Regions from separate parts of the Mus musculus genome. Here region 1 is linked to region 2. Evidence: chromatin loops called from intact Hi-C (ENCODE). Cell type or tissue: heart. All regions are shown on one strand. Each heading gives the region's core, and the rest is flanking DNA. Links, peaks and the distances in the headings are about the cores only.

Region 1 (10,933 bases), core at 987-8,986, 50 kb after region 2:
CCTTCATCACGTGTCCTTTCACTTGCTTGTTTTAGCAGAACATCCTCTCTCCTGTGTCTGCTTCAGCGAAACACTCCTTCACAAGTCTGCCTTAGTCTTTCACACTCATGTCCACTTTAACAAAACGTTCCTTCTTGGTTTTGCCCCAGCAAAACACCATCCAACCAACTTTCCAAAGAATTCTTGAGTTTCCACTTCAGATGAGCTTGGGGCTGAAAGGCCTTGGATGCCCAGCCCTTGAGGCTGAGCTTATCTGTGCACAGTGAGAGCACCACAGGGGTTCATGGGAATTGTCAAGTCCCCATCCATGTTGAGCAGGCAGCACAATGGAGAGGGTCTTTGAGGTGACAGGTGTCCAAATAGGGTTTAGGAGTGTGAGATGGATGACTGATGGATGAGATAATGGGCAAAAGAGAAGGAAATATGGAAGCTAACACTCGGGAATTTACGTCAGGCCATTGGAGGATGGTAGAGCCATGTTTCCAGGGAAGGCATTCAGGGGATAAAAGATGCTCAGGGACAGGAAAGGGAGGCTTGCTGCAAGGTTAGGGATGAGAGGTATTAGAAGCCAGTGAACCTTCTAGAAGAGACCCTGGGTAGCCAGCTGTGGTTGAGGGTAGAGTTGAAGCAGAGAAGAGAATAGGTCTAGTGTAGAAAAGCAAACAGAAAAGAGGATCAGGGACAGAACTTTCAGGATCATCCTTATGAGTGAGAAAGGAAGAGGAACCTGTGGATGAGACAGGGAACAAGTTGGGAGTGGAGGATATTGGAGCCTCATGTGGCTGAAGAGAGAGGAGTGACCTCACTACCGAGTGTGGGGAGAGATTGGGGAAATTTCTCTGGACTGGCATCAGGAAGGAGTGGCTAGCCTCTGACTGGCATTAGAGAAGAAGGGGACAATTTCTGTTATAGTCAATTAGATGTCTGAGGGAGGGATGTAGTGGGGACATCTCACTGGTCCACTAGGAGACGTCTTTCACATGGAGGAGACTTGAGGAAGAAGTATGCATGGAGGGAGGACTGGAGATACAGGTGGATACACAGAGAAAACAAGAGCTCCCCATCACTAGGGAAATGGATGGATCTTTCCACGGGAAGTGAAGGCTCAGAGTTAGACATTGAGGCTGGGGAGAGCTGCTCTTCCTATCAAAAGACCCCCCAGTATCCCTGGGTCACCTAAGATGCAGAGGAGACAGGGAAAGAATGAGTATCTCCACCTGTGTCCTAAAGATGCCTGGGATGCAGGAGGCATGGAGAATGAAGACATGGCCCTGTATCCTGGCTCTATCTCTTGATAATCTGCCAGTGGCACATTCAGAACTTGATATCTCCAGAATATTATTTCAACCTCCAGCCATCTGCCCGCCCTGATTCTGTTAGAACCTCTTCTGTGGAAGTATTTCTTCCCTGTCTTTCCTCAAGTCATTGTCCTGCTCTCCCTTCCTGGAGTCAGGGCCTTATGCTTTGAGGGGCAGTGTCTGTGAACACATGATGCCAGGACCTTCTACAACCACCTTAGTTTGAGATACCCAGTGATTTGCAATAAGCTTGAAGGATATTCTGCCTGAACAGTGGTCCTGAGACTGTCAAGGTCATGCAAAGCCCAGGCACCATGAGAAACCATCAACAGAGGACGCTCACTGGGCAGACAAGACAGCTCGTAGCATTCTGCAACCCTGCAAGGCACCCTGAGGCAGAAAAGGGATGTTAATGGAGAAACTGGTGAGATCCAAATTAAGTTCAGAGTTTAGCTACCAGCCATGTACCAATGTCAGCCAAGGTCTCAATTCTGACAAAAGCAACCATAGAAATACAAGATGCTGGCCACGGGGAAAATGATTGGAGGTATGGGAGAATCCCATTCTCTGTGCAACTTGACTGTGAGCTTTAACTTATTCAAAAATTGAAACCTGGTCTTTTATACCAGTGCTGTATGTGAGAAGTATGCCAGTAGCTTAATTGAGATCATTTGCAGGTTCAAGACCTTTGGTGACAGACTTACAGGGAAATCTTTAAAAGCGGGACAAAGCCGAGCTGCTGCTTCTTTAAGTATCAGTGTCTGATGGGTAGACAGGATAGGCAGAGAGAGAAAAACAGGGTGGAGGCACTTGCACCATCCTCTTGTACTAGGGCTTGCTTGCTAGCTTTGAACCTTCTAGCTGACAGCTGACACCATGGACTTCATGTCTACTCCAGCCCATGCTGGCACGTTGAGGTTCTTCATGGCTTTCCATTCCTCTGATTCACCCAGTTTCTGCCTTTACAAAATAGAAGATGGAACCAGACATCTGTAACCCCCATGTAAGGACTCTCATTCCAGTACATGCTGTGCTGTTCGGTTCAGTGCTGGGATGGGGACTTGGAAGAATCATCAGAGTGTCTCTTACTTCTGTACTCTTCTAGAAGCACAACCTGGGCATCAAACATTCTCAGTCTGAACCGTGATGCCATAGTGTTTCCCCCACGGGAGAATTTCCTTCCAAAGCAGAGCAAATCCTCTTTCATCCCACCTCTGCCTGTCAGCCAGGGTGATGTGACATTCTAGATCCCTGGTCATTTCAGCAGTGTTCACATCACGGTCACCAGAGCAGATTCCATCTGGAGAAACCGTGTCGTTCATCATGAGAGTGGGACAATTCTGTCCATCCTTGAGCTCCTTGCCCAGTTCTCATTGCCTAACTCTAACTTTTCCTACCACAGCTACCACCACTGTTGTCTTAAACTCCTCAAAGTCATCCACGAGATGTAGAACAACTCCTTCCGAACTCTAGCCGATGTTACTATTCTGACCTCTTCTGTGAGTCTTTAACATGCTCAATGGGATCTAGAACCACTAATCCTTTCTAGAAGGTCCTTGGTTGATTTTTCCTGGATCCATCAGAGATAACACAAGCTAGAGCAGTCATAGCCTCAAAGAAAGGTATTATTTTTTTTAATTTTTTTAAATTTTCCGAGACAGGGTTTCTCTGTGTAGCCCTGGCTGTCCTGGAACTCACTTTGTAGACCAGGCTGGCCTTGAACTCAGAAATCCGCCTGCTTCTGCCTCCCAAGTGCTGGGATTAAAGGCATGTGCCACCACTGCCTGGCAAAGAAAAGTATTCGTAAATGGTAAGACTGAGAGCTGAATTTGCTCCCAGATCTTTGAGCTGCAGACTAGATACTGTGCTAGTGGGAATGAAAGCAAAACAAACTAAACTAAAACACTACCTCTGAGAGAAGCAATACACTTTCCTCAGCTAGACACCGGGATCCAGAGACATGAGCTTGTACCAGGCAACACAGCTGTCTTAGTCAGGGTTTCTATTCCTGTACAGACATCATGACCAAGAAGCAAGTTGGGGAGGAAAGGGTTTATTCGGCTTATACTTCCATACTGCTATTCATCACCAAGGAAGTCAGGACTGGAACTCAAGCAGGTCAGGAAGCAGGAGCTGATGCAGAGGCCATGGAGGGATGTTCCTCACTGGCTTGCTTCCCCTGGTTTGTTCAACCTGCTCTCTTATAGAATCCAAGACTACCAGCCCAGGGATGGTCCCACCCACAAGGGGCCTCTACCCCTTGATCACAAATAGAGAAAATGCCCCACAGCTGGATCTCATGGAGGCACTTCCCCAACTGAACCTCCTTTCTGTATGATAACTCCAGCCTGTGTCAAGTTGACACACAAAACCAGCCAGTACAATAAATAGCCTTCAGATCACGCCAACCAAAGAAATCTTTTGCATTGTGCCCTTTCACCACCTCTGGATTTCTATAACTTTCTGGGGTTTCTGGTCCATGTCTTGGGAATCCAGCTTCTCTGGGAATCATCAGACCAGCACTGAGGGAGGCTGCCTGATCCTAGGCAGGCACAGGCTTGCTGCCCTGTTGCACACCCCCACAGCTCTGCCTTCTGCAGGCCCATCTCAGCAGGGGGTGCAGTTGCCATCTGTGTGTAGCTGGTATCTTTGCAGAGGCACATTTAAGTCACTGCTGCATTCACAGGAGAAAGCAAATCAATACTTACAGCCCAGCAAAGTGCCGACTGGAGCCAGCCTCCAGTCTTACTGAAGGTACAGCATGAAGCACTCATGGCACCATGCGAAAAACTAGAAGGGAGAAAGGAAATTGGGTCTTCTCTTCAGAGATGTTCTCAAAGAGTCTCCCCATCCTTGAAGGTCACATCCTCAGAAGATGTATGGGAGTGAAGGCAGCCTTCACAGGCTGCTTGAGGACTCTCAGTCCTCACAGGACCTTAAAGGCCAGAGCAGTGGAGCAATAGCTGCATAGGTAAAGAGGAAAGCATTCAGACACAAACAAGTGCTCCAAGTGCTGATGGGCACTGGTTTCTCATTTTGACACAACCTCCACCCCAACAGGTGGATACCATAGAGTGAGTATCCCCCTTTTCTCCAGGGTCACACTGGCGGTTAGTTGACTCTGGGAGCCAATCACAAGATTGCTGGGGACCAACAGAGATGTCTGCAACCAGAGCAAGAGTAGGCAGTTTCTTGAGTTCTTCAGAAGAAATCCAGCATCCATTAGAGACCTACCGGGGTTCCTGGAAAATGTCACGTTACACATATTGAACCTTAGAAATTGATTACACTTGAGACAGGCATGGTGGCTTGTCTTGCCACTAAGACAAAATATGGAACAAAAGCAACTCAAGGAACAAGGGATTTATTTTGGCTCACAGTTTGGAGGTATACAGTTCTTCATGATGGAGAAGCTATGTCAGCAGGAACCTGAGGCAGATGGAGTCATTGTATCAATTTTAGTTAGCAGAGAACACCGAATGCAGTGCTCAGATCACTTACTCCTTTCTGTATACCTGTTCGTCTGGTAGGATGGCATCACCCATACTGAAAATATGTCTTCTCATCTCAAGATCATTTTGATAATTGTACACAGCCAGGACCAGAGAATTACTCTAGATAATTCCTCACAGGTATGCCCAGGGACATTGGTGGGTGATTTGAGAGCTTATAAACTTTATAGTGTTAACCAACAAACTGGTTCACACCTACAATTTTTTCACTGTGGTCTTCAAAATTCCCAGTACTGTGACCCTTTTAATACAACCTCATGTTGTGGTGACCCCCAACCATAAAATTGTTTCTTTGCTACTTCATAACTATAATTTAACTACTGTTATGAATTGTAATGTCAATATGTGGTAAATGCAGATATTGATATGCAACCCCTGTGAAAGGGTGGTTTGACCCTCAAAGGGGTTGTGACCCACAGGTTGAGAACACTACCTCTACACTTGGGAGACTGAGGCAGGAAGATTGCAGGTGAATTCAAGACTAACTTGGATTATAGGGTAAGTTCCAAGCAAGTCTGTAATATGAAGTAAAACTATCTCACAAATAACTAAATCTTAATGAATGTTGAATGAGCATGCACTAAGGGTTATGTATACAATAGCTCTATATGAGAGAAACTCCCCCTGGATATCTGGGGGCTCAAATTCTAGCTGTGGGGCCTTTGAAGGTTAAAGAAAGGACAATGAGCCAGAAAAGATGTAAAGTGAAAGGAGTAGTCAATCTTGTGAGGCCTGGGGAGTGGACAGTGGGCGGCTGCTCTAGCTGGACTTCCTTTGGCCTCCTGGACAATGAGCTACTTGGAGAAGGGGCAGACACTACAAACCTGGGGGCCTGGGTAACACTGAACAGCATGTGGCACTTCTGCTCCTCAGGAAAAACCCTTGCATGGAATACTTACAAAAATAGATCGCATGCTGTGTCCGGTGCTGCTTTGCGTACACACATATTGGTCCAGATTGGGGGTGGGGGGCCATTCCTTGTCCAGCTTTCCATGCCAGATGCTTCTGTAGTGGACTGGATCAACGGTGTCCAGTATTCAACAGGAATCTAACACAGGATGGGCGTCGCTCTCAGTGACATGAAAGGAGAAAGGAGGAGAGGCCAGCCAAAGGAAAGGGAGGAAAGGGAAGGGGAGAGGTGGGAAGGGGAGGGGAGGGAGAGGGAGAATGGAGGAGGGGAGGGGAAAACCCCAGGAGCTGGAGTTAGAAGGCAACACATAAACTTGGGATCTAATGATTAAAGTCACAAACAGGGACAGATGGAATAAACAGGCAAACCCAGCGAGACAGGAGTAGTACGAGCTGAGACTATTTTAATTCTTAGTCTTAGCCTTGCAGGGGAAGCAGGGGTGACCGCATTACTCAGGCAGGAGTAGCTGGATCTGTGTCAACACTGTTGTGGGACCACCATAGAAGTCCATGGGGCATTAGGATGCCTTTAACATATGGGAGGAAAATGATATGGAGCCAACTGCCAGTGGATCTTAGCTATGTGGCAAGGAGATCTAGGCACAGGGAGGGGCTTGGCATGGTTTGAAAGGGGTGTTGCTATCAGGGCTACCCAAGCTGGCTTCTTGAACCTTTATCTGCAACCAGTGCTAAAGAGGAAGGCTTTATTCCAACACAGAAATACTCATGCCCATTTTGACACCCAAACTGCCTTTCCCACGCCCTTCTCAACTCACTACTCTATGGGTTCCTCCTTGTACCTCCTTTCGTAGTGTCTCTTGTCAAGTTGGCAGGCATACCTACCTGGAGACCAGGAGGTGCTTCTTGGCATGCTGCGCGTTGCAGGTGCAATCAGACACGGGACTCTTCCCTTAACATCCCCTCCACCCTTCATACACTTCACACAGACAACTCAGCTCCACATCTCAGGTGGCTGCTGCTCTAGGTGACATCTCCTCCCAAGAAGCAGCAGCTGCAGAGCAGTGCCCAGAATCGCGAGGAGTGCATCTGGAGGTTCTCAGGGCTGTCCTCACTGCAACCCTTGGGCAACCATCTCCTTTTGTGCATCAAGAGCATTGTCTTTGAAGTGGATGCAAATGAAGGTAGTTTGTCATAACTATTAAGTGGGACAAAGGATATAAGAGGGTCATGGGTGACTTCATGGACTTACGGCCTGTGCAAGACACAAGAGTCTGTTTCCCAATAACCCTAAACTCTGTTTTAAAATTACACCTTTGCAGATCTGCAACCCTGTAGGTGCAACACTATGAACTAACCAGTACCCCAGAGTTCTTGATTCTAGCTGCATATGTATCAAAAGATGGCCTAATCAGCCATCACTGGAAAGAGAGGCCCATTGGACACGCAAACTTTATATGCCCCAGTACAGGGGAACGCCAGGGCCAAAATAATGGGAATGGGTGGGTAGGGAAGTGGGGGGGGGAGAGTATGGGGGACTTTTGGGATAGCATTGGAAATGTAATTGAGGAAAATATGTACTAAAAAATTAAAAAAATTATACCTTTGCATCTTGGATAATTTGTTTGTTTGTTTGTTTTTTGCCACTGGACCCTATAAATTATGCAGTCAGTCCTGAAGAGGGTTCAAACACAAGACAACATTGCAAGAGGATTCATTGAGTTACAGCTGATAACAATGATTAAAGGCTATGCAGAGGATACTTTCTTTGCAGGCCTGGAATGCTGAGATAGCACAAAATCCCTCTGCTCCTACCCAAAACTCCCAAGGCTCCAAAGAGTTCAACCTTCATCCCCAGACCCAAGACTCTTCTGTGTAAACTTCAACAAGCCCTTTCCCCACCAGGGTGCCTTTCGACTGCACCGCCAGAAGCTTTCTACGGGTCCCCTTCCAAGCCCCACTGCTGCCCTGCACCTGTTGAAAGCCCACTTCTCTGAGTGGCTGAGCAGCTCTGCCCCTAGCGGAAGTTGGAAGTAAAAAACTTCCATTCAGGAAGTCCGTTAGAGCCACTGCCACCTGCTCCTGATGCCTCCTCTCATCCTGTCCCCAGCATCCAGCAGCCTCCAAGAACATCTTGGCTGTCAGTCTTGGGTGAGAACTATACCCACTGTTGTTTAAGGAAGAGCAGGGTAGATGCTGTGACTTGGGGGCTTCGAAAGGGGGAGCAGAGCTTCCCAGTGGGGTAAGTCTTTATTTAAAAGGAGGGCTGTATATAGACCTATGTGCCCCCCCTCTCTGTGGTGTGTGTGTGTGTGTGTGTGTGTGTGTGTGTGTGTGTGTGTGTACCAGTGAGGCAATGTCCCTTTACACTCTATATCAAGAAGGTCTGTCTCCCTGTGTCAATGTGGGCAGAGTGATAAGCTGCTGGCAGAACCCCAGGTGTGTAAGGAGATGGTGTGAGTATCTTTGCCATTTTGTAATTCTGTGGTACTGTCTCAAATTGTGTGTGTGTTTCTAGCAAGTGCTTGTTTCTGAGTGGCTGTGTGTCAAGGAGAGTTAGGTGAATGTGCCTAGCTCCCCCAGTATGGGACAGTAATCCAGTGTGTGCCTGGGTATTTACATTAGAGTGGTACAAATTTGTGTGGCTCTGTATGTGTGTGCAACTGTCCGTGTCCTAGCTTGCTTCTGAGTGAGTGGAGCAGAGTACAGAGTGTGTGAGTGTGGGTGTCTGGTGATTCAGTGTGTATTTGTATCAGCCACTGTGCGTCTGCCACCACGTCTGCATCTGAGTGTGGCGGCGTACTGCTGCGAGTGGCGATGCCCAGTGTATTCCTGTGTGCGTCTGGTGTGAGCACCATGGTGCGTGCTAGAGCCGGCTAGGCTGCAGTGGTAGGCTGTGGCTGGGCGGGTGCAACAGAGTGGTCAACGTCTTGTCTTGGCGGTGGCGAGTAGTGCGTGTCACCCGCGGTATGTGCGTTGTCTCGCAAGCCCGGACAGATCACCCACATACCTCCCGCCACGAAGCCAAGCTGCGACCCTTCCTGGGAGCCTAGAAGAGGGGGGTGCGCGGAAGCCTCTAGGACCCGGCGGAGGCCGGCCGCTGTCCCCGGGCCGCGCGAGTGAGCATGTGCAGACCGGGCGCCCGCTCGCCCGCTCTGCGCCCGCCACTCGCTGTACTCCGCGCCCGCGGCTCAGCTGGGCGCCCGCCCGCTCCGCCACTGCTCAGCGCGGAAGTCCGCAGCCTCGGGGAGCTGCGCGACGCGGGCCTGGGAGCGCGGGTGCGCTTGCTACAGGCGTCTGAGCTTTGGGCACTGCGGGCTGCGGGCTTGGCGCCCCGGAAGGCGGGTGCCCCAATCGGCTGTGATCGCTGGGTGAGTCCTGTCTTCGAGGTCTCCCAGCCAGGACCCTAGCACGGGCTGCGAGCCGGATCTACCCCCGCCCCGGGCAAACAAGTTTGTGTAGATGCGACTGGGAGCGCGCGGGGTTGCACCTGCTGGGGGCGCGGGGTTGCACCTGCTGGGGCGCAGGGCGCGCTGGCGAGGCGCCTTCCCGGGGCCGGCGCGCCAGGACCGTGGCGGATGTGTGGGTAGCATCTCACCACGTCTGGTCTTGGCTGGATGTGCACAGGCAGTTGCACCAGCCGCTTCTCCGCCGGAATCCCGGGGACGTCCGGTCTGACTCCCCGGTCGGGCTGAGGGCAGGTTTTGGGGTGCGCACAGCCTCCCTCCTAGGTGGAGACGTTCGTCAGAAGCTGCTCCCCCCTCTCTCGTTCCATTCCCAAGCTAGGCTTCCGGTCAGCGAAGGGTTTTCTCCGGTCTCTTGATGAACTTGAACACAGGCAGAGGCAAAACAGAAACGTATGTATTTTGTTGGAAGAAATTACCCGGTGTCGCGCTTTGCATCTTTCTAAGGTGTGGATGGAGACTCGTGGCTGGATGCTCTGTGTGCTGTTTTTCTTTGCTAGTCAGAAGCATCCCTGGCTGGGTCAGCTGCTTCAGGGTAACCTATCTAACTGCTTTTCTGGGTGTCTGTGCTCCGCTGATGGTCTTAGTCCTACCAGCTAGTCCACGGGGAGTCCGAATGGGAATAGGACCTCTGCCCCATCTGCTTGCTGACAGATTGGCAGTTTCCAGCACCCACAGCCCTACCTTGGGACCCGGCCCTCACTCTCCGTCGTAGGCTGTAGGCTACTTTTCAGACAAAATGAACAAACTCGGTACTCCCCTGTACTTTTGTCACCTCTTCTCTCCTGTTGCGAGAACAGTATTCTTATATCTACGGACCAGCTTTGGTAGGAACCCATACGTGGGGTTCAGGAACTCAACATCAGATACGGGAAGTGAGGGCTGTAAGGATTGTAAGAATAAGAGGAGCTTTATGCTGGGCTGGGTGGCTCTTTCTGTAGACAGTATCCTCACTTGGTGGCTATCTAACTGAATGACTACACGTGCTGGCCAGAGAGCTAGGGAGAGCTTTCTTTGTGTAGGTTTGGTTTCTTCCAAGCATGACCTCCTACCACACATATATTCTTAACTGAAATCCCTCAAGAAGATGCCTGTGGGGAGGGGCTGCTAAGCCCCCAGGTTCAGGGAAGAGCCAGGCATCTTCCTTTGTAGTGGTTGAGGGCAGCTTGGCCAGCTACCAAGCTGGGGGTAGTGGGTGCAACTGTCCCCTTATCTCCCTGACATCATGACTACTCCCAGCCATCCCAAAATTGTCCCATCGATCTTTGGAGGAAACTTATCTTGGGGTGAGGAGATCCCTCTTTTCAACGGGCACTGAAGTCCCTGGCATAGACAGTACTGTCCTATGCTTTGACCAGAAGTGGAGAGCAACTTGGATTTAGACAGCAGATGAGACCCCTGTCCTTTTCTTCTATCTGCCTCCCCCAGCAGGTGGCACCTTCTGGGCCATCATTTGGCCTGCTGCTAAATGTGAGCCTCAGCCTGGCTAGTTCAACCCAAAGACTGCAGCGCTAGTCAGCGAGTCTCACAGATGGTTCTTGTAGAATCACTGAGCAGAGCCTGGGAACCCACAGCCTCCAGGTCCAGGCTGAGCCATATGTGAGCAGGGACTGATGGGAGAGCTGCACTTCTCTTTGCAGATACTCCTGGCTTGTACTCTCATCTAGCTCCATCCTGGCCAGTTTTCCTGAGACCAGCTCTCTTTGAAATTAAGACCAAGTACTTGGGGGCAGCTCAGCATTTAAACCTTGGGGGTCTATGTCCATACAACAGGAGTGGGAGTCATACTCAC
Region 2 (10,933 bases), core at 1,308-9,307:
TTTTCCACAGGATTTTAATACTACAAGATAGATCACCAACTGCCAAGGTTTCATTTTGAACACATGTCTTGGTGTTTTTCTAACACTTTTTATTCAATAGTCTGAAATTCTGTAAGTTCAAACCCAGAAGCAAGGACTTGTATGTATGTATGTATGTATGTATGTATGTATGTATGTATTTAGTAAATCTATGTTCCCCTGCTGTTTGTGTGGCAATTACTTTTCTAAGGTACAGACTTGGTTTGGTTTTTGGTTCATTTTTTTAAGTTAGCTTTTTGAGGTAGTGTACACTGTGCTGGGTTTCATCACGGCATCCTCATACATACATACATACATGTCGTTATACTTTGACCATTTGTCAGATGATGGACATTAAGGCTGGTTCCATTTGATAACTACTATAAATGGTTTAGCTAAAAGCATTGGTGTGCAAGTATCTATGCTGTATATTCATTTAAAATCTTGGATATATACCCAGGAGTATAACTGGTTTATAGGTAATTCCTTCTCCTCTGCTGTTGTTGTTTATTTGTTTGTTCATTTGCTTGACTTTTGGCTTTTTAAAAAATCTCCTGTGGGGAAACTCTGCTAATTAAGGTCAAGGTCCACCATAACCAGAAAGCCTCTGGACTCTGCATAATATGGGAGACTCCCTTTTGTTAGCAACGTTTCTCCTTCTCTGATCTCCTCTGGGGAGTTCTAAGCCCCCATATACACCTCTACCTGAAGACTGTCATGTAGCCTGAATTAGTTTATAGGACCAATTTCCTTTCTCCTCACAAAGCCTGTTCAGCCAACATCTGAGAGTCCTGAAATGTTTCCCCATGCTAACGAGCCATTCCAGACATCCTAACCCCATCCTGGATGTCCCTACCCTCAGACCCCCATAATTTTATAAGCCTTCCATCACTCTAAATAAAGTTCATCTACCTACTGACTGTGGTCCAGTGTGGTTTATTCACCATACATAGTCACAGAGCTTCTGAACGCCCTGTTCGATGTCTCTGCTCCCACAGCCCCATCTGGACTGTATCGGCTGATAATCCACAAGATCAGGGAGACCCACAATCTCCTACTAATTCCCATAGTGGCTCCAAGACTCCACCTTCCTGCCATCAGTGTATAAAGGCTCTTCTTTCTCTAAGTCCTTGGTGACATTTCTTGCCATTTATTTTCCTGATTAATCGCCTTTCTGTCTGTGAAATCTCAAGCAGTTTTAATTTGTGTTTCCTTGATGGCAGAGGATCCTGCATGCCATTTCAAGTGTTTATTGAGCATCCGTGTCTCCTCTTTTGAGAACCATCTATTCAGTCAGTAATCCCATTCACTCACTGAATAATTTGGCTGTTTAATGTTTAATTTTTACAGTTCTTTGTATATCTTAGATTTTAATCCTGTATGATGTGTAGTTAGTAAGGAAATCAAGGCAAAAAAGTTCTTCTAAGTCCTCTTAGGTTTTAATCACCCTGCTGGAGGGGGTGATCCTGTAAATAGCATGTACATGCCTGGGACTTTGGAGTTCTCCTGATCTTCAGCAGTGACTGACAGATAAAGCACCTCCAGCATCCTACCTTCTGCAACCTCAGGCTGGAGTGCTCAGACCCCAGTGTGATTCCCAGTTGATGGTGACAGTTTCCTACAACCAAGGGCAGAGCCTTCCTCCTTATGTGCTTGCCTGCCTGAGCCAGCCTCTTGCTGTCTGCACTCTTCTGCCCATCATCGTCCAGCTGCTCCCCACCCTTGCCCTTCGGCTTGCTTTCACCCAAAAGCTCTTAGCAAGCCAAACTGAAGATCTTGACTTGTGGATGGTCCCTGATCTCGGGTCCCAGGGACAGCTCAGTTTTTAACAAAAGAGTCTGCCACCAAGTCACATACCATTATTAAATAGAGTCCCTGCATTCCGCCCCCCCCCCCCCCCCCGCCCCACAAATGCCAATGGAGTCGCCATCTCACCAAAATCTCTATCTAGTTTGGTATTTGTAGGAGCTATGGGTTTGCCCTAAAGCTAGCGCCACCCAGCAGTCATGCCACTTTCCTTTGGAAGTGAATTCTGAGTCCTACTAGGGAACGGTCTGGCTGAGGTTCTCTCATCTGACCTTGGGTGCCTCCCATCTTTGCTTCTGCTCATCCCCAGCATCCCTTCACAGAGCCCCTCAGTTCCTCCTCTATCTAGGTCTCTCTTTGGGATTCAGTCTATTATTCTCATTATGATCCTCTTCTTCTCTGTCTCCGTATATGTTAAAGTAAGGTCTTCATTGTGGAATAGTTTTCTATTTATAGAATACTTGGAGAAATGGTACTGAATCTCTGGATGTCTCTCCACCCCATTTCTGGTATCAATCTTGCTGTTATTGCTTCAATAAATTTTTTACATTGCACAGATCAATGCTGATGCTTTATTATTAACTAAATCTCACACTTTACTCATATTTTAATTGTTGTAGATTTATTTTATTTTTATGTATATTATTAATTAACGTGTGTGTGAGTGAGCGTATGTAGGTGTGTGTGTTGCACACCATATCCCTGGCTGCCTGTGGAAATCAGAAGACATCAGGTGTGTGTGTGTGTGTGTGTGTGTGTGTGTGTGTGTGTGTGCATGTGTATGGTGCACACCATATACCTGGTTGCCTGTGGAAGTCAGAACAGGACCTCAGGTTCCCGGGAATTAGACTATTAGACTTATAGGTGGTTTTCAGTCAGCATATCAGTGCTAGGAGCTGAATTTGGCTCTTCTTCAGGAGAAGCTAGTGCTCTTGACTGCTAACTCATCTCCCTAGCTTCATCTCATTCAGATTTTATTAATTTGTACCAACTATTCTTTGGTTGTAGGATTCCCACCTAAATGCTACCTTACCTTCTGTCACCATTATCTCTTCTGGCTCCTCGGGGATAAGGCAGCCTCTTTAGCCTTCTTTGTTTTGGAGCCTGACAGTCTTGAAGAGCTCTAACCAAGTACTATGTAGGCTAACCTTGAATTCGGATTTAACTAACATTTGTCTCATAATTTGACTAAAGATACTTATTGGGGGAAGAAGGCTGCAGAAAGAGCTGTTCTCTCATCAGCAGAGCAAGGGCCCCTGAGATCAGCACAACATGTGGCTGTTGGTGTCAGCTTTGTTGTCCCATGAGCTGGGTGATGTTTGTCAGGTTTCTCTGCTGTAACGATAATTTAACCCCTCACACCCAAAATCATACTGATTGTCATGGAGCCTTGGGGTTGCAGTCTAGGGATGAAGGGTGGTATTCATATCTTGGAGGGCAAAGTGCCTCTCTAAACCACTTGGAATTATTCTGCAGGGGAGATTTACCTCTTCTCTACCACTTATTCATTCAATCACTTATCTATGCCAGTGTGGGCCCATTGGTATTTATTTCTTTATTTTGTGGCTACAACTCTTCCAGCCACAGCCATTTTGAGTCTCTTAGGTGGCTCCTCTGTCTTTTCAATGTTGTGCATGTATGTTTGCAGTCTGATTTATTTAAGATATACACACACACACACACACACACACACACACACGGAGAGAGAGGAGAGGGAGAGAGAGAGAGAGAGAGAGAGAGAGAGAGAGAGAGAGAGAGAGAGAGAGAGAGAGAGAATGTTTTTATGAGCCTATAAAGCCAGAAAAGTGTTCGATTCCTGGAGTTGGAGTTACAGTAGTTGTGAACTGCCTGACATGGGTGCTGGGAACCAAACTCAGGTTCTCTGGAAGAACAGTAAGTGCTCTTCACTACCAGCATGTCTCTGCAGTCTTGTATGGTATATTTTTAATATCTCTTTACCTTCTGGCACTATGTGGCCTATAGTCACAGTTTCTGCTTTAATCTTAGCATGAATCATTTCTCTAAGATGTCCTTCTCTTGTTACTTTGAGAATAGTGCAAACTAAGAGGTGTATGTTGGCTGTGTGTACCACTATGGGATGTGCAATCATCTCCCCAGTTCAAGGTATTGTCTTCCACAATTTCGGTTACCTAGTCTGAAAATTCTAAAGAGAAAACCCAGAAGTAGATGCTTCACACGCTTTAAGTTGTTCTGCGTTCTGTGTGGTGAGACCTTGTTCCATCCCATCCCACCTAGGGTGAGAACCAGCTCTTCCGCTACTGCATCAGTACTGTGTCTCTAAAAGAAAATGAACAAGATCATTTTTCATTATAGTATTTCATTAACTATCCTTTTTCTAGGCATAAAGAAGGTGATGAAACTGAAAAAGTAAACAATCATTAAACCGTTAAATTATGGCTGCCCTAAATAACGAAGCCAACAAAACTTAAATTGTCTCTTCTGATATCAGCACTGTTGGGCTGGGGATGAGCTCAGCGATGGTGCCAGTCAATAGTGTATGAGGCCCTGAGTTCAGTCCCTGGCACTGGGTGGGGTGGGACACAAAATACTAATTCTATATGTATACATCCTTCTACTTGGTAATATTTTATAGTGTGCCATGTTGCCTAAGAGCATATTACATTAATTATAGTTTATTTCAATTAAGCCTAGTATCACAATATTTTTATTGTCTAAGCTCCACTAGACCAGTATTTTGATCACCTCAAGAAATTTCCATTTTGACTGAGTGAAAAATGTCCACAAATTTGCCTCTCTTCCTCTTTAGATATCACCTCTAGAGCTCGTGGATGCTTCCTCCTTTCCTCCAAAATTGTCAGCAGTTCATAAACTTCCGGAGTTTCTGAGCTAAAGAAGAGTTGCCCATGTTGTCCTTCAAGTTTCCATAAGTCCTCCAAACCCTGCAACAATGTTGCTCTATCTGTAGCTGAGCTCTGTTCCAGTTCTTTCCAATTTTCTATATAAAATTTTTTTTCTCTTTTACATCCTGACCTAGTTTCTCCTCCTTCCTGTCCTCCCAGCCCCTCTCCACACCTTTCCTCTGCTCCACCCCCACTCTTGCTCCACTTCTCAGAAAAGGGCAGACCTCCTATGGATATCAACCAACCAAGACATATCAAGTTGCAGTGAGACTAGGTACCTCTCCTACTATTGAGTCTAAATGAGGCGTCCTAGTAGGAGGAGAGGGTCCAGAAAAGCAGGCAAAAGTGTCAGGTGCTTCCACTGTTAGGAGACCCCAAAGAAGACCAACTACACAACTATAACCTATATGCAGAGGGCCTTGGTCAGTTCCATGCAGAGTCCCTGCTTGTCGGTTGGTTCAGTTTCTGCGGGTGAGCCCATCCAGCAAGCCCAGGTTGATTGATCTGTGGAGTTTTTGTTGTGGCTGTTGTTGTTGTGTCCTTGACCCCACTGGCACCTAGAGTCCTTCCTCTCTTCTGCAGAATTCCCGAGCTCCATTGCTCTTTCTCCATCTCTCTTGCCAGGAATCGGAATTTTTCCAGATACCCTTTTCTCCCCCAGAGTCTTCCATCCACGTTACTTCTCCTTCCATTAAGGCCGTCAATTCAGCTTTCAGTAAGCATCTGTAAATTTCTCCAATGGGTTTCAGAGTCATAATTTGCTCCCTTAACAAGAACCGTTTTGCCTCATTCAAACTCACTCAGAGATGCCCCACCCTTGTTTGCTAGAACAAGAGATTGCATCCTCCTGCTTGAGACGCTGGCACCAGAGTCAGCTCTTCCTGTAACAGGATCTTATCAGCTTCCTTGAGTTCTGCTCCACCCACTTTACTCAGCAAAACACATGGCTCCCTTTCCCAGGAAGCTATAGGGAAAGTAACAGGAACTTGTCCTATTACCAGACCACTCTCAGTCATCTGATGCAATCATCCATGTAGTTTTAACTTTCTTACAAATTCTACTGGAATATCAGAAAAGGTTGTAAATTTTGAAACGGTTAGAGGGTTAGAGTTTACGATGGTGGAACAAAGGCACAGAGGGCAGGAACATCCATGAGCTATTGCGATCCACAATAGGAAGTATGTTGTGTGTAACTTATTCAGTATAGATCATGGTAGAATTGTACATGAAGTCTAGTCTATACACAGAGCTTGATGATAATCCACAGTGTGGGGGTCTTCAAAATATATTCCCTGGGGTATATGGAACCAAATGTAGTTGCTTCTCATCAGAGCTTACAGAATAAGAGATCTTTGTATTCTCTGACCTGTGTATATGCACAGTGCAGCGGTACCTCCGGTGGCCCTTCAGGAGAGCAGATCTCTTCCCAAGTGTTACAGCTCTTGGAACAAAAGACTTAGACGGCAGAGTAGTTTTCGCACACCTTTAATTCCCTGGATAGGATTTGTATGTAGTTTTTCAGGGTTTGACAGCAGGTACCTCTCATTGGCTTGGACTGAGAGCTTGGGGGAAACCTCATTTGCATGTGGGGAGGCTTGGTGCTGCTCCTATGTGACTGATAGATAGCCACACACCTCTCCTGCGGGGCAGGCGGGGTGGGGTGTGTGTGTGTGTGTGTGTGTGTGTGTGTGTGTTAACTTCCGACAGGAGCCAGGGGCCCAGGAGACATGATCGAACACTTTCTGTCCCATGTAGAAAAATCACCACCCATTGAGTCCCCAGGATTCCAGACCTTTGCTCAACCAGGCTGTCTGTGTGCAGCCCAGTGCTCCACACATACCTGTAAATGTTTCCAAATGTTTGAGTTTCTGTATCTATAGTGAGCTAAAGACAAATGCATACTGTGACTATAATGCTAACTAGTTAGAATTTGGGTTATCCCTTTCTTCTTCTCATTTATCTGTAGCCTCCTCCCTTAGAGCTGGCTCCTCCCACAGGCCCTCTGCACTTGCTGTCACCAGGCTTGATTTCATAGAGGTTTCAGAATTAATGCTCCATGCCTCCATGGAAAGTAACTTCTCCAAATACAAAGTGCTTACACAGTTTCCGTTGCCTTCTGACTTATAGACTTATTTCCGAGGCTCCTTACCTTGCCATCCCCCCATCTCTCTCAGGGAGTTGTTCCATACATTTACGATACAGTCAGAAGGCACCTCCGCTTCCTAAATGGTCTTGTAAAAACTGTATACCTTGGGATTCTCTGCTTGTGTTGTGATGTTACTAGAGTTTCAATCAATACAAAGTGTCAGTTATTCATCACTCCAAACAGTTCATTGCCTTAGACGGTTCCCTTGGGTCATACCTACTAAACCCCCCTCTACATTGCCACCCCTTGGCAACTGTGTATCTCACAATGTACCTGTCTCAGAATGCCATGTATAGATGCTCCTCAATTTATAATAGGGCTCATTCCAATAAGCCCTGAATGCACTGGTAACATTGAATGATGCAATGCATGTAGTATACCTCATCTTGATCTCTTAGAATGCCCAGACTTCCCCAAATGTACTCAGAGTACTTATATAAGCCCACAGCTTGGCAAAATCACCCAATTGTCAATGGATACAGCTAAGAAATGTGTGACTATGTAGCCCCTGTGTGCATCCAGACTTGTGATTATTTCTGCCTCCATCTGTGTCTCTATTATACCATCTGGCCTGAATCCAATGTCAGCGCATACATCCTAGCCTCACCGCCCTGTAATTCTGTGATGGGGGAGAAATCTGGCTTCCGAAATCTCATCACTTATTAATGTATTTGTTCAGCTCTAGATCCCTTGCTTGCAGTGTAACTTCAGAATAGCCAACCTATGTTCCAGCGAGAAGCAAAATAATCAACTAGAACTCTGTCCTCAGGTATGGTCCGTCTTCAGGTACTGGTTCATCCTCTGGCACAGGTCCACCCTCGGGTACAGTTCAATCCTCAGTTATAGGATTCTTGAGTTCAGATCATTCTGTCTTTAGTGCTACAACATTTCTTTCCATCATTTCTCAGGTCAGCTCTCACGACCCCGCAACACTTCAGTTTTGTCATATAATGCGTTTCTAACATACTTATTTGTTACAGAAGGCATTGTGTTTTGGCATCCTAGTTTAAAAAAAAATAGAAGAAAGAAGGCAGAGGCAGGTGGATTTCTGAGTTTGAGGCCAGCCAGGGCTACACAGGGAAACCCTGTCTGGAAAAAAGAAGAAGAAGAGGAAGAAGAAGAAGAAGAAGAAGGAGGAGGAGGAGGAGGAGGAGGAGGAGGAGGAGGAGGAAAGAACGAAAGAAAGAAAGAAAGAAAGAAAGAAAGAAAGAAAGAAAGAAAGAAAGAAAGAAAGGAAGGAAGAAAGAGCCTTGTGTATATTAAAGTTCACTCTCCTCGACATAAATTTCCATGGGTTGTGACAAATGCATAGAGTCATGCATCAGCTGCCCAATTTCAGGGTTTCTGTCTTCATCTCTATTTCGATCTATGGACAAACTCAGAGAATGCAAATGTTCCCCTGTCTTCTTTACTTGGCTTTGCTTGCAAACTTCACTCACGTTATTGGTATAGCTAGCTTCTTTCTTGTCATTGTCGGCAATGTTCTATCATTTGAATTTATCTTTATTTGTTCTGTCTAAGGTGGATGTTTGGGCTGCATCCAATTTGAAACTTTTGAAATATGCTGCTGGAGCCAGATATGGTTATACACACCTTAATCCCAGCACTAGGGAGGCAGAGGCAGGTGGATCTCTGAGTCAAATGCCAATAGTCTACATAGCAAGTTCTAGGCTAATAGCAAGACCTTTACTTAAGCAACAAGAACGAAACAATGTTGCTATGGCAAAGCTTGGGTTAGTGGTGTAATCATGATCGCCACCCTTCTCAAGTCACTCTCTTCATGCTTTTGTTTCTGAGAATTTTCTTTTTTTGTGCTGAGTCCTATGTTTTAAGCAATTATTTTGCATTAGTGTATTGGAGGAGGATTCTGAACTAACCTGGCCCATCATCTTCCAGAGCCAGGAAGCATTCGTTCCACCTTTACAAAAACTTTCTAAGATAGGGGGTGCCACTGTTTCCATTTAGCTGTGTAAGAAACTGAAAGTTCGAAAAGAGAAATCAATTGGCTGTGGGCAGCTGAAACCTGTATCCCATTAAATCTAGTTTCTGGAACCCAGAGACTGTGGCTTCTGTTGAGAGCTGTAAAGCCTGCCTGTGACCCAAAATTATGACCTAAAAGAAAAAAAAAGTCTTCTCTCTCATGTACCAACTGCCCTCAACATTGTTCATGTGTCAGTGTCCTGAGCCACAGGCTCAGCATGTAGGACCTATGACTGACTTGGTGCATCCCTGTGACTTTGACCTTTAACCTGAGGCATGGAAGTTTAAGAGGGTAGAGGAGGGAAAAGAGAAGGTGGGGGAGTGGGAGAAATAGAAGGAAAGTACTGGGTCCTGGCAGCAGCTATTATTTCACAAGGCCTAGCAGATTTCACTCTCTCCCCAACCCAGGAGACCAAGGCTCTTCCCATCTCCGCAGCAGCATCCTTAATGTGCCACTGGACATACTGCAAAATCTGGGTAGCCGGAGAGGGCTTCTCCAGGAAAGTCTCCAGAGTGTGTGATTTCTGTGCATAATGCAGACCTTGCTCAACACTGGATTCTTACACACACACACACACACACACACACACCAACCTTAGCAAAAGTGGGCCATTACCTTCTCAGGATTAGAGAGCCAGGTCCTCTTTAAGACTTTAAATAGACAGGGTCTTGGGTTCAAGTCTTTTTTAACTTACAGGTGTCTGTGGGATGATAGTGGAGAAGGTGTGAACAGCTGGTCCTCTAACATCCTGCCACCCCATGGTCTGGCACTCAGAACCCTTACCTCCATTATAACTCTGTTGGCTGCAAACTGGTGAGGTTTGTAGGCTTATTCTGAGAGATTTGATATAAGGAAGCTCAGATTCAGAAAGATTAAGTTAAAACCTAAGCTGAAGAAAGTTATTATTTTTTAGAGATTTATTTATTTTATGTATATGAGTACACTGTTGCTGTCTTCTGACACACCAGAAGAGGGCATCAGATCCCATTACAGATGGTTGTGAGCCACCATGTGGTTGCTGGGAATTGAACTCAGGACCTCTGGGAGAGCAGTCAGTGTTCTTAACTGCTGAACCATTGCTTTATCCCAAGCTTAAGAATTTTTAAAGACAAGTCTCACTATGTAGTTTTGACTGACCTGAAACTTGTTATGTAGACCAGGTTGGTCTTGAACTCTCAGAAACCTGCCTATTTCTGTGTCTCGGGAATAGGAATGTGTTACCAAGTCCAGCTTAAAATCGTCTGACTCTAGAGCTTCTGACCTGACACCTCACCATTCCCACTTCTCCCTACTGCAAATAAAACTGCCCTGAGTCCAGTTACCTAGAATCATGAGGCATGGCAGGGTCCCTGCTGAACCAGATACCAGGACATCTGGGTCCTCAAGCACCCAGCCTGACAGAGAGAGAACTCTGACGGTCTATAGCTTCCTTGAGGACTCAGCCTTCCAGGGAAAATCCATGCCATGTAGCCCATAGTCTCTTACTCATTATAATTTTTGGCCTTTTTCAAATACTTTCATGTTTTAAACTGAAAATCAGAGACACTTCTAGGTTATCCCTAGAATACCTTCTCTTGCTTGTGATTATTGCATAGAAAGTAATTATGTTTTGGCGTGAGATGGAAGCTACACCTAAGAAGTTGTCCTGTGAATCAAGAGAGAACGTCACCCAGAGCGTCTCTGTGGACATGTCATTTGTCACCCAACTCGGAGATAAGGAGGACCAACCATGCTGGTTTGTCTGGACCTGAAGATTGAAGGTTTCAGGTCTCTGGAACTCAGGATCACTGGCAACTGTAGCCAGAAGAATATCCTGCCCACATCTGAGAAATTGTGTCCCTCTACTTGCTTGGAAAATATGTCAATCAGCAAGACCAACTTCTGGCTTTGGCTCCTTGTGGGAGTATGGCAGTCCTAATGGGACAAAAAGGAGAATCTGACTTGTCTGTAATCTAGACCATATGCAAAAAGTTCTCTTGAAAACCGGGAACCTTTATCAAAATGCTTTGCAGTCTAACTTGCCCCCCACCTCCTTTTTCCAATGACCCAGCTTTCACTAAGTCTACCAAGAGCTGATTCCCAAATTTAAGGCCTCTTCTC

What was found. Peaks named below come from ENCODE experiments on the same cell type or tissue, not always from the same donor. Only the 100,000 strongest peaks of a DNase experiment are listed, where the experiment ranks them.
Region 1: a loop joins it to region 2, with 4 times the contacts of the local background. A loop is called at or near these places in 3 of 42 quality-filtered maps.

Annotation. Positions count from the first base shown.
Region 1 is chr11:71,742,182-71,753,114 of GRCm38, forward strand. It overlaps Wscd1 (WSC domain containing 1), which reads left to right and starts at 8,834. Exons shown (of 9, transcript NM_001357965.1): 1 at 8,834-9,048. In heart, for the core only: a CTCF peak has its summit at 7,684; DNase peaks (open chromatin) are centred at 5,700 and 8,680; H3K4me3 peaks cover 671 bases; H3K27ac peaks cover 429 bases; H3K27me3 peaks cover 1,508 bases.
Region 2 is chr11:71,691,627-71,702,559 of GRCm38, forward strand. No RefSeq gene overlaps it. Among named protein-coding and RNA genes, the nearest start is that of Gm12326, 43 kb to the right of the region's middle. In heart, for the core only: no CTCF peak of the experiment used is centred there; a DNase peak (open chromatin) is centred at 5,575.